4 separate regions of the Homo sapiens genome follow, and all the other regions are linked to region 1. Evidence: chromatin contacts called from ENCODE Hi-C or POLR2A ChIA-PET data. All regions are on one chromosome and are shown on one strand. Each heading gives the region's core, a stretch centred on a gene start or an enhancer-like site at or near the end of the contact. The rest is flanking DNA. Distances are from core to core; before and after follow the strand shown. Region 1 holds the start of CHRM1 (cholinergic receptor muscarinic 1). Region 2 holds the start of UBXN1 (UBX domain protein 1). Region 3 holds the start of ZBTB3 (zinc finger and BTB domain containing 3). Region 4 holds the start of GNG3 (G protein subunit gamma 3).

Region 1 (2,700 bases), core at 91-2,590:
GGGGATAATTGATGCTCCCATTCCTTCCCACCTCTCACCCCAAGACTTCGACACAGCCCAGTGGGCAAAGAACACAGCAGCCCCAGAAGGCAGTCCCTGCAGCCTCCAACTCTCCTCCCCAGTCAGCTCCCGGGGAGGTCTCTAGGGCCAAACAGAGGCGGTGCAGGACCCACATCTCTAGGGCAAACGGCCCCCCAGGGGTTCTATCTCTGAGGAAGCTCAACACAGAAGTCCAGACCAGCCTGGCAGGGAGGGATGCTGGCCTCACCCAGTAGGGCTGAGGGAGATTGGGAGGAGGGCTCATCTCCTCCCAGGTACACACCTGTGAGCCCTGAGTGGGAGTCAGGGGAGACAGAGCTTGACAAGCTGGGAGGAGAGCTGTCTGTCTGCCTGTCTGTCTTCCAAGTGGAAGCTTGGGGTGGAGCAGGCAGGTAGAGGCTGCCTCACTTGTCAGAATTAGCAAGTTCCACAGTTGGGCAACACTCAGCCACACATCAGATACAGACACACGTGTGCACACGCGTCCTGCCTCCAGACTGATAGGGTCACACCTGCACTTACACAGGCTGCATGGTGACATGAGTACACAGGGACACACATATGCAAGGCACTCAGCCGCACATGGGGCAGGCACCTGGCCCTCTACTCATCCCCGAAAAGCAGACACCCATATACCCTCACAACAGGCTATGCATAGCCCAATGCTAGCGCACACAGCCCAGCATGCGGGCACGTTCACTCAGCCCCCGGGCGGGTGCGCCAGCCCTCTGGGTCTGTTCCAAGTTGGAGCCTCTCACGTGAGGCCCAATGTGTCATTTCCAAACAGAAGGAATCTAGCTCTCTCACAGCAGGGAGGAAGAGCAGGGTGTGTAGTTGGGTGGGTGGGTGCGTGGGCATGTGCAGGGGGGAGGGCGTGTGTGCGAGGGAAGCAGGCATGTGAATACCAGGGCATGTGTGTTGGGGCATGGTGCACAGGGGCTGGGGGCTCTAAGGTTGGGTGGGGGGAGGAGCCCAAGGAAACAGTGTGCCTTTGTGAGGGTGTGTGTGCCGCCGGGTCTGTGCAGTGGGTGTGGGTGTTTGTCTCCCTGTATCCGCCTTCTCTCCCGTCCGGGACTTTTAGCCTTCCTGGGCTCGCCTTCCTCATGTCCTTTCTCCTCCCTCTTGGGGCTCAAATTGGGTGCCCTGGTGAAGGAGGGGGGCACACTCCAGAACCTAGTCCAACCCCAGACGCTGCCTGAGGCTTCCCTCCAGCTCCCCTCCCTTCCTTTTCTCCCTTTCCTCCCTCCCTCTCTTTCCCTTTCTCCCTCCCCGCTAAGGCTGGCGTGCCAGGGGGTGGGACATGCCAATCACTGGCTGTGCCTCTCCCGCTGCCAGCACAGGGCGCAGCTCCCCCTGGGAGCCAGGTGTTTGGGTCCCTGGAGACGCCGCAGGCCCCCAGGGAGGCAGTGGGGCTGAGGACCCTACAGACCCCTCTTCAGCCCCGTGGTGAGTACATTTGGGAGGGCTTGGGAGGGGCTGCACTAAGGTAGAGGGTAGGAGGGTCCTGGGGAGCGGGGGAGGGCAGGGATCAGGATGAGATGGAAATAGGGATGGACTCACAGAGATAGGAGGAGGCCAGGGAGGGGTCTAGAGGGCAAGGGGGCTCTGTAGCATTGAACACTGACTGCTCCAAACACTCGGCCTCCTGGCTTTGAGTGGATATAGCTGATGTTTTTCTGGGCTTCTGCTGGCAGAGGAGATGGAGATCCCCCTCAGGAAACTGGACCTGAGGCCCAGAAGGGATTAGGCTGCCTGGTAGCAAGCAGAACCCCCAACACCCTAGGGGCAGAGTGGGAAGGGCAAAGGGCCAGGAAGCAGCCCTTGCCACCAGCATCCTGTGGGAGGTTGACCCCCATCTTGATGGGGGTGCCAGTCCCAGAACCTCCTGTCCTCCCTCAGGGCACCCTGAAACCCACCACCCCCGTCCACCTCAGCTCCCCCAAGATGGACTGAATCAGGCTGCTGGCCAGATAGAGAAGCTAGAAGCCAAGGTGGGTGTCAGGCCAGAAGCCAGCAGGAGACCAGGCAAAGAGCCCCAGGGCTCTTTGGGGACAAATGGGCATGTGGGTGGCCACACTAGCCAGGGAAGGTGGCCCTGACGTGCGCAGGGGCCCAGAGGACCCTCCTTATGTTTCTAGTATCTTGGGCTCCCGCAGGGTGGGTCTCAGTCCTATATCCAGGCAATGCATGGATACCAATGGGCACCCACGCCAGGTACTCACCCCAGTGCCCGCAGACTGCACAACATGGGGATGGGCTAGGGGCCAGGAACTCTGATGCTTGTAGAGTTGTCAGCTCCTGGGCAGGCCAGCTGGGGAGGGGGTCGTCAGCTCTCATTAGGTCATCCAGACATGTGCAGCTTAGAGGTTATCAGAGCCAATGGAGAGGGGTTCACATCTTTGCACAAAACACACCTGCAGCTCCACCCAGACTGACCCAAGACCCCTGCCCAACTGGCTGGAAGGAGTCAGGCAGTCTCCAGTAGCCAGACAGTCTCCTTTCTCAGGGTAATCAGCTGTTCAGTGGGCTGTCAGATGAGAGTTCTCTGCCCTCTGACCTCAGCCACCAGGCAAGCTGCAGTCGCTATCGCGGCTGAGATATGAAAGGGAAGGAGATAGTGAAATGGGCTGCAGAAGATGTGGGTCTTGGCTCGCAGCTGAC
Region 2 (2,700 bases), core at 8-2,507, 240 kb after region 1:
AAATTAGCCGGGTGTGGTGGCATGTGCCTGTAGTCCCAGCTACTTGGGAGGCTGAAGTGGGAGGATCGCTTGAGCCCAGGAGGCTGAGGTTGCAGTATGTCAAGATTGCACCACTGCACTCCAGCCTGGGCGACAGAGCCAGATCCTGTCTCAAAAACAAAAATAGCTGGGTGTGGTGGCTCACGCCTGTAATCCCAGCACTTTGGGAGGCCGAGGTGGGTGAATCACCTAAGGTCAGGAGTTCGAGAACAGCCTGACCAATATGGAGAAACCTCATCTCTACTAAAAATACAAAAATGGCTAGGCTCGTTGGCTCACGCTTGTAATCCCAGCACTTTGGGAGGCCGAGGCAGGTGGATCATATGAGGTCAGGAGTTCAAGACCAGCCTGACCAACATGATGAAACCCTGTCTCTACTAAATATACAAAAATTAGCCGGGCATGGTGGCGTGGGACTGTAATCCCAGCTACTCAGGAGGCTGTGGCAGGAGAATCGCATGCACCCAGGAGGCGGAGGTTGCAGTGAGCCGAGACCGCGCCACTGCACTCCAGCCTGGGCGACAGAGCGAGACTCCCTCTTAAAAAAAAAAAAAAAAAAAAAAAAAGCTGGGCATGGTGGTGGGCGCCTGTTATCTCAGCTATCCGGGAGGCTGAGGCAGGAGAAATGCTTGACCCGGGAAGCGGAGGCTGCAGTGAGCAGAGATCGCGCCACTGCACTATTGCACTCCAGTCTGGGCAACAAGAGTGAAACTCCATCTCAAAAATAAAAAATAAAAAAAAAAGTAAGTTGTCCTAGATGGTGGAAGTGTCACGGATTTTTAAGCAGGGAGGTGAAGACAGGACTACATGATTGTGTTTTGCAAAAATCCCTTTGGCAGTCAGGCAGAGGATGGCTCAATTCCCTAAGGAGAATGAGTGGGCCAAAGAGCAAGACATTTCTTCTGCTCCTGGCAAACATTGCCAAAGAACTTCCCAAAGCATTGCGCTAAGGGACCATATTCCTTCTAATTTCTAAGGAGGGTGAGGCAGGATGAAGTTCCGGGAACTGGCTTCATTCCGCCCACGGGTTTCAGAGCCGCACCAGCTTTCTTCCCCACAGCAGCCTGGCGCCTTGGCTTGGTGGGTTGCCTCCCTGTTCCCACCCACGGAAAGTCCTGGCAGCAGGGCCAGAAGTTTTATGGTTCTCAGCGGCACCCGTCGACATCCGCCCCCACGTGACCCAAACAGATCCGGCACTTCCGCTTCCCCTCGGCTTTCTTCTCGTCGGTGTTCCCGGCTGCTATAGAGCCGGGTGAGAGAGCGAGCGCCCGTCGGCGGGTGTCGAGGGCGGGTTGCCTCGCGCTGACCCTTCCCGCCCTCCTTCTCGTCACACACCAGGTCCCCGCGGAAGCCGCGGTGTCGGCGCCATGGCGGAGCTGACGGCTCTTGAGAGTCTCATCGAGATGGGCTTCCCCAGGGGACGCGCGTAAGGGAGTTCCCCAACCCCGGCCTGCGGGTGTGGGGGGTCGCGGACCTGTCTCGGCCTTTGCCCCAGCCTGACCGTCACCATGGCTCGTGGGCGCTATTCATGGTGTTTCTGCCCCCAGGGAGAAGGCTCTGGCCCTCACAGGGAACCAGGGCATCGAGGCTGCGATGGACTGGTAAGCGCTCGTCCCGGGTGGCGGAGAATTGGGGGCTGGCGGGAGGGGCAGCCTCAAAGCTAACCTCCCCGCCCACTTTCCCTGCCAGGCTGATGGAGCACGAAGACGACCCCGATGTGGACGAGCCTTTAGAGACTCCCCTTGGACATATCCTGGGACGGGAGCCCACTTCCTCAGAGCAAGGCGGCCTTGAAGGTCCTGACTGAGGGTCCACGGTGTGATTATTCAGGAGGGTCCGAGGAGAATCTGAAGGGATAATAATACCGATTGTTTGTTTGTAGGATCTGGTTCTGCTGCCGGAGAAGGCAAACCCGCTTTGAGTGAAGAGGAAAGACAGGAACAAACTAAGAGGTACAGTAACAACAATCTCACGTGTCTGAGGGTCGTCTTCCATCTCTCCCCAGTACACGTCTGGTCAAAGAACCTTGACCTTTCCACATTTCCTCTTTCTTGGCATTTTCTTTTCCTTTAATCTACTTTGGGATATATGTCGCCTAATTTTGTTTATTGTAAACTTTACACCTTCCCACTCTGTCCATTTCTCTTGAACTGTTTTCCCTCGGCAACACAGGATGTTGGAGCTGGTGGCCCAGAAGCAGCGGGAGCGTGAAGAAAGAGAGGAACGGGAGGCATTGGAACGGGAACGGCAGCGCAGGAGACAAGGGCAAGAGTTGTCAGCAGCACGACAGCGGCTACAGGAAGATGAGATGCGCCGGGCTGCTGAGGAGAGGCGGAGGGAAAAGGCCGAGGAGTTAGCAGCCAGGTCTGGGCAGGGGAAATGATGGATAGCAGATGAGAAAGAAATCAAGATTTGCTTTGTTGATGTCTGACCTAATTTCTTCTTGTCTACATTTCAGACAAAGAGTTAGAGAAAAGATCGAGAGGGACAAAGCAGAGAGAGCCAAGAAGGTAGGTGACTGAGAAGACGCCACGGGTAATGGAGTGGGCAGGTTAGTAAATCTTTTCCAGCTTCAGAGGGAAAGCATGGGCTTATATGATCTGTTTCACCTGAGGATGGGTGAGTACCTGATTGACTGTTTTACTTTGCCCTTTAGTATGG
Region 3 (2,700 bases), core at 11-2,510, 170 kb after region 1:
CCTGCTCAGCACGCTCTGGAAACAAAGAACACTCTATCCTCTCACTGTAAATTGACTGTAGAGTCCAGGCTAGGGACACCACGACATCATCCCTGTAGCTGCTAGTTCTTTCATGCCATCACTGAGCCGGGAGCCCCGGAAACTTAGCTTGGAGGAGTGGAGCAGTAGGGCATCTTAAAATGTTTTTTTGTTTGTTTGTTTTAGATGGAGTTTTGCTCTGTCTCCCAGGCTGGAGTGCAGTGGCGCTATCTTGGCTCACTGCAACCTCTGCCTCCTGGGTTCAAGAGATTCTCCTGCCTCAGCCTCCCTAGAAGCTGGGATTTCAGGCACGCGCCACCATGCCCAGCTGATTTTTGTATTTTTAGTAGAGATGGGGTTTCACTATGTTGGCCAGGCTGCTCTTGAACTCCGGACCTCAAGTGATCTGCCCGTCTCAGCCTCCCAAACTGCTGGGATTAAAGGCGTGAGCCACCGAACCCGGCAAATCTTAGAATTTTTGAGAGGAAGGGACCTTCAAGAGACAAACGCAGTTCAGGGACGTGGGGCTATTGCCCACAGTCACCAGTTGGTTCTCTTTTTTTGGGGGGGTGGGGGGATAGGGTCTTACTCTGTCGCCCAGGCTGGAGTGCAGTGGCACGATCTTGACTCACTGCAACCTCCGCCTCCCGGGTTCAAGTGATTCTCCTGCTTCAGCCTCCCCAGTAGCTGGGATTACAGGCGCGCGCCCCCAAGACCTGCTAATTTTTGTATTTTTAGTAGAGACGGGGTTTCAGCATGTTGGCCAGGCTGGTATCGAACTCCTGACCCCAAGTGATCCGCCCTCCTCGGCCTCCCAGAGTCCTGGGATTACAGGCGTGAAGCACTGCGCCTGGCCTAGTTGGTTCTCTTTTTCCCTGTCAGCCTGTAGCGGGAGTGGCTTGCTGTCAGCTCGGGTCCGACACTGCAGGGTTCCCGACCTCCAGCCTCGCCAGGAGAGCGCCGCGTTCAGCGACTCGGAGCCGGGTACCTCCTGCCTGCTGGATTAGGTAGAAGGAGAAGCTCAGCCAATCCTGAGGGCTCGGAGGCAAGGAAGGCGGGACGAAGAGGAAAAGTTGAGGACAGGAGCGTCACCCAATCCAACGCCTGACTGCAAAAGCGATGGCGGCGAGCACCCAATTGTAGACGGCAGTTAGAGGGAGGATGGTTAGTGGAGAGCGGACCAATCCGTGACAGGGGAGGGCAATCTTAAGCCAATTAAAGCTGAGAAGGTGGGAAGGGGCGGAGCTCGCCCTGTGGCTGCTCGGTGGTGGGTGAGGTATCAGCTTTCTCCGCTAGTTCCCACCCTGGTAGTCCTTAGCCCCTGGAATGCGTGAGGGAGATGCTTAGGGAGTTCTCGAAGTGGGGCGTAGAGGCATCGCCTGGCAAGGCCTGGGAGCGAAAAAGATCTCTACTTCGTGGAGCCGTTGGACGCTACCGGGTGGGCATCAAGGAAGCGGAGGGTGGCTAAGGGGCGGGACTTCCGGGGGCAGGGCTTATCGGACGGGGGTGGGGCCTGTTCTAAGGTTAGGCCGAGGTGGGCGGAGCTAATGGGAGAGCTTTGGGTGTGACCTAGGAGAAAGAAGGGCAGTAACTTAAGCGATTGTTTTGGAGTGGCAAGTGATAGTTAAGGGCTGATAAGGTTGCTGGGGAGGTTACCTGTCTTAACTCACTGCCCTTTTTTCTCAGGGAGCCACTGGTGGGGACCTTTTTTGGGCCCCCTTTCCTTCGTGGGGTACTATGGAGTTCCCAGAACACAGTCAGCAGCTGCTGCAGAGCCTCCGGGAGCAGCGGTCCCAGGGTTTCCTTTGTGACTGCACCGTGATGGTGGGTAGTACCCAGTTCTTGGCCCATCGGGCTGTGCTGGCCTCCTGCAGCCCATTCTTCCAGCTTTTCTACAAGGAGCGGGAATTGGACAAGAGGGATCTGGTGTGTATTCACAATGAAATTGTCACAGCCCCAGCCTTTGGGCTGCTTCTGGACTTTATGTATGCTGGCCAGCTGACCCTGAGAGGGGATACCCCTGTGGAGGATGTGCTGGCAGCTGCCAGCTACTTGCACATGAATGACATCGTCAAGGTGTGTAAGCGGCGGCTTCAAGCCCGGGCCCTGGCAGAGGCAGACAGTACCAAGAAGGAGGAGGAAACCAACTCACAGCTTCCTAGTTTGGAGTTTTTGTCTAGTACTTCCCGTGGCACCCAACCTTCGTTGGCATCTGCTGAGACATCAGGCCACTGGGGCAAAGGGGAATGGAAAGGCTCTGCTGCTCCCTCACCTACTGTCCGTCCTCCAGATGAGCCACCAATGTCTAGTGGGGCTGACACTACACAGCCTGGCATGGAGGTTGACGCACCACATCTGCGGGCACCTCATCCACCAGTGGCTGATGTCTCTCTTGCCAGCCCTAGTAGCTCCACTGAGACCATTCCTACAAACTACTTCTCTTCTGGCATCTCAGCAGTTTCATTGGAGCCACTGCCATCTCTTGATGTGGGTCCTGAGAGTCTGAGGGTGGTGGAACCAAAGGATCCTGGAGGACCACTGCAAGGCTTCTATCCCCCAGCCTCAGCCCCAACGTCAGCCCCAGCCCCTGTCTCAGCTCCAGTTCCATCCCAGGCTCCAGCCCCAGCTGAAGCTGAGCTGGTCCAGGTGAAAGTTGAAGCTATTGTGATCTCTGATGAAGAG
Region 4 (2,700 bases), core at 201-2,700, 210 kb after region 1:
TGGCCCATCCCTCTCCATTGTCTGAGCAGGTCACCGAGGGAAGCGGGCAGGACGCGCTGGCAGAGTCTGACGGGGCCCTGCTGTGGGTGGAGCAAAGGGTGCCTCATATCTCTGGGGTGCTTGGGGTCGGCCACAAAGGTGGTAGGAAATGGGGTCGACAGATAGGTGAGGGTGGGCCTTGTGCTTCAGATAACCTCACATGGTCAGGCAAGGGTTAGGGATGGGATGCAAGGAGCCTAAGGGGCTCACAACAATTACTGACCTAAGGAAGGGCCCAGGAGAGGGAAAAGGGAGGAGTTGTGAGAAGGGACAGGGGAGCTCAGAGGAGAGCACAGAAGAACTTCTTCTCCCGGAAGGGGTTCTCCGAAGTGGGCACAGGGGTGATGAGGGGATCCTCACAGGCGTGGGCATCACAGTAAGTCATCAGGTCTGCTGCTGCCTTGGACACCTGGGACACAGCCAGGAAGGGTATTGTTAGCCAGGACCTCTGAAGGGGACTGCAGCCTCCCTCCCCAAATGGGTTCTCTTTTGCCATCTCCAGGGCTCCTTACGACTTGTCTTCTCCCTCATCCCCCCCAGAGGCCTGGGGACAGCTCTCTCTACAGAGCCCCAGACTCCTCCCCTGACCTCAGGGAGTGAAGGAAAGAACGCATCTCTTATCTTGAGCTTTGGGAACCTGCAGCACAGCACAGCCTGGCCAACTAATGGGAGCCAGCCAGGGTCCCACCTACCTTTATCCGACACAAGCTGGCTTCAATCTTAAGCTGTTCCACCATCTTGCGTGCTTGCCCAATACTCATAGTGCTGTTCACCGGGGTCTCACCTTTCATCCTGGAAAAAAGAGGGACCTCTCAGAGCACAGTCTCAGCTGGAGGCCCCCCTCCATGCTCACTCCACACCAACCTTTACAAGGCTGTGGTCATACCCCAATATTTTGTTCCCCTCCTATCCTCCTCCTCCTCCTCCAGTGGACTGTCTCATCCCTGTATTCCTCATGGAAAAAAATAGGGTGGGATGAGGTGCTCCCCAAACTCCCTCATGGCCTGGGCCACAGATCATTAAACCTTACACAAATGATTTAAGGCTTTTCAGCCCTTCAAACCATGTGTGTTCCCAGCTCTGAAGACCTCAACCAACCCTGATGAGGAGGGCACATCACCCCTGTCTGCTCCAGTGAGCCCCAACAGGAGAAAAACAGGCCATTACTTACCTGAAGCCACAAGCGGCAGTAGCAGCCCTGGGTGTAGGGTCAGTGGAGGGTACCAAAACCTTCTGCCTGAAATGGGTGCCCCACCCAGTAGGGAGTTGCAGCTGAAAGTATCTGATGCAGAAGCAGTGACTATACGAAAGGAGGCCCCTGGGGAGGGCCAGGCCAGAGGTCTGGTCTCAGTTTCTGCAGCTCAAGCACTGTCTGGATGGCTGGTACCTGAAGGATGAAGGATGCTAGAAGGAGCTGCTCAGATCCTGGAGCATACCAACTGCCTGGCCAGTGGGGGAGCCTAGCTGCCTGCATCCCTGCGCACACCCCCACTGTCGCTAGTTCACTGCCTGCCCCTCCCCCATTGCAGGCATCCTGACTCTGGGCTAGAGACCTCCCCAACAGAGCTGAGGCCAAGGCCGACTCCCCCTCTCAAATGGCGTGGTCTGGGCCTATGACGGCCCCTGCAGTGGAGTCTGTACTGGCTGCGGGGGACCCTGCTCATTTGAAAATCTGACATCAGCTGGGCAGTCGCCCCCCTCCTCCTTTCCTCCCTCTACTCTGACACAGCACTTAGCACCTGAATCTTCGTTTCTCTCCCAGGGACCCTCCATTTTCCATATCCAGGAAAATGTGATGCGCCACAGGTATCAGCGTCTGGATCGCCACTTCACGTTTTAGCCACAAGTGACTCAGTGGAAGATCCAGAGTCAACAGAGGCTCGTCAGGAAGATGTCTACAGAAAAGGTAGACCAAAAGGAGGAAGCTGGGGAAAAAGAGGTGTGCGGAGACCAGATCAAAGGACCGGACAAAGAGGAGGTAGGGGCCCTTGTGGGGACAGTCAGCAGAAATATACTGGAAATAGGTGGGCTGGCGTGAAGGGGGCGGGGGGATGGATTGGTTTTAAGAATTTCATTCATTTTGAATAGATTACTTCCCACGCCCGCAGCAGTGTGCAAAGATGTACACAACACTGGCCTTGCCTCTGAAGGACTTTATCTGGGGTGATTAGACGTCTACAAAATAGAAGACTGCCAAAAGCTAGTCTAGATAATGTGCTGTGGGGACTCTGAGGGAGAGTGTATCCAGTTAGGGTCAGAGGAGGTCCACAATGCTACCACGCTGGGAACAGGGCACTAATCTGCCTGCGCAACAACGCAAGAGGCCCAGGTTGCCGCAAACTGCAACATGCTCTAGGCGAATGCCCCCGCCTTAGATGCCTACAGGTCCTAGGAGCTGTGGGCGATAAAAATCAGCGCCAGCTGGATGACCGCCTCACTCGGCCGCTTCGCGGGTGAAATGGCCTGTGGTGAAGGTGTGCACGGAGGGCTGTGATTGCAGTCTCAAGGGAGAGCCGAGCGGAGGCTGCAGTCAGCGCATCCCCTGGGGCACATCTTGGGGCCTGCAGGGAGGCAGGCGTCTTTCCCCTTTGGTCACGGTAACCGGAGGGAAACCTGCCGCAGAGAGAGCCAGTGGCGAGCGCAAGGAGACAGCGACCTCGC

What was found. A loop is a pair of places that touch in the nucleus more often than their neighbours do. ChIA-PET counts read pairs that join two places held with the same protein, here RNA polymerase II (POLR2A). Pooled maps may share reads with other maps.
Region 2: a loop to region 1 is called in a pooled map, with 2.4 times the contacts of the local background. The contact joins the promoter of UBXN1 here to the promoter of CHRM1 in region 1. A Hi-C loop is called at or near these places in 1 of 50 pooled maps. POLR2A ChIA-PET finds 5 or more read pairs at or near these places in 6 of 52 experiments (A673, H1, PC-9 and 3 more).
Region 3: a pooled map shows a loop between it and region 1 (4-fold over the local background). The contact joins the promoter of ZBTB3 here to the promoter of CHRM1 in region 1. A Hi-C loop is called at or near these places in 2 of 50 pooled maps. POLR2A ChIA-PET finds 5 or more read pairs at or near these places in 3 of 52 experiments (A549, WTC11 and activated CD8-positive, alpha-beta memory T cell).
Region 4: a loop to region 1 is called in a pooled map, with 4 times the contacts of the local background. The contact joins the promoter of GNG3 here to the promoter of CHRM1 in region 1. A Hi-C loop is called at or near these places in 2 of 50 pooled maps. POLR2A ChIA-PET finds 5 or more read pairs at or near these places in 2 of 52 experiments (GM12878 and WTC11).

What each region holds. Positions count from the first base shown.
Region 1 is chr11:62,920,003-62,922,702 of GRCh38, reverse strand. CHRM1 (cholinergic receptor muscarinic 1) reads left to right here and starts at 1,340. Exons shown (of 2, transcript NM_000738.3): 1 at 1,340-1,485. LOC105369333 (a long non-coding RNA gene) reads right to left here and starts at 2,543. Exons shown (of 5, transcript XR_002957251.2): 1 at 2,262-2,543. RefSeq lists an enhancer at 482-1,016.
Region 2 is chr11:62,677,630-62,680,329 of GRCh38, reverse strand. It overlaps UBXN1 (UBX domain protein 1), which reads left to right and starts at 1,257. Exons shown (of 9, transcript NM_001286077.2): 1 at 1,257-1,465; 2 at 1,587-1,640; 3 at 1,729-1,835; 4 at 1,922-1,991; 5 at 2,212-2,403; 6 at 2,498-2,549; 7 at 2,696-2,700. The coding sequence starts at 1,407. RefSeq lists an enhancer at 1,169-1,498.
Region 3 is chr11:62,752,720-62,755,419 of GRCh38, reverse strand. It overlaps ZBTB3 (zinc finger and BTB domain containing 3), which reads left to right and starts at 1,260. Exons shown (of 2, transcript NM_001370809.1): 1 at 1,260-1,456; 2 at 1,705-2,700. The coding sequence starts at 1,756. RefSeq lists enhancers at 1-849, 1,730-2,607.
Region 4 is chr11:62,706,426-62,709,125 of GRCh38, reverse strand. GNG3 (G protein subunit gamma 3) reads right to left here and starts at 1,450. Exons shown (of 3, transcript NM_012202.5): 1 at 1,211-1,450; 2 at 732-831; 3 at 1-448. The coding sequence starts at 830. The coding sequence ends at 320. It overlaps BSCL2 (BSCL2 lipid droplet biogenesis associated, seipin), which reads left to right and starts at 1,702. Exons shown (of 11, transcript NM_001122955.4): 1 at 1,702-2,017. The coding sequence starts at 1,931. HNRNPUL2-BSCL2 (HNRNPUL2-BSCL2 readthrough (NMD candidate)) reads left to right here. Exons shown (of 24, transcript NR_037946.1): 14 at 1,802-2,017. RefSeq lists enhancers at 1-998, 2,318-2,700 and a silencer at 2,659-2,700.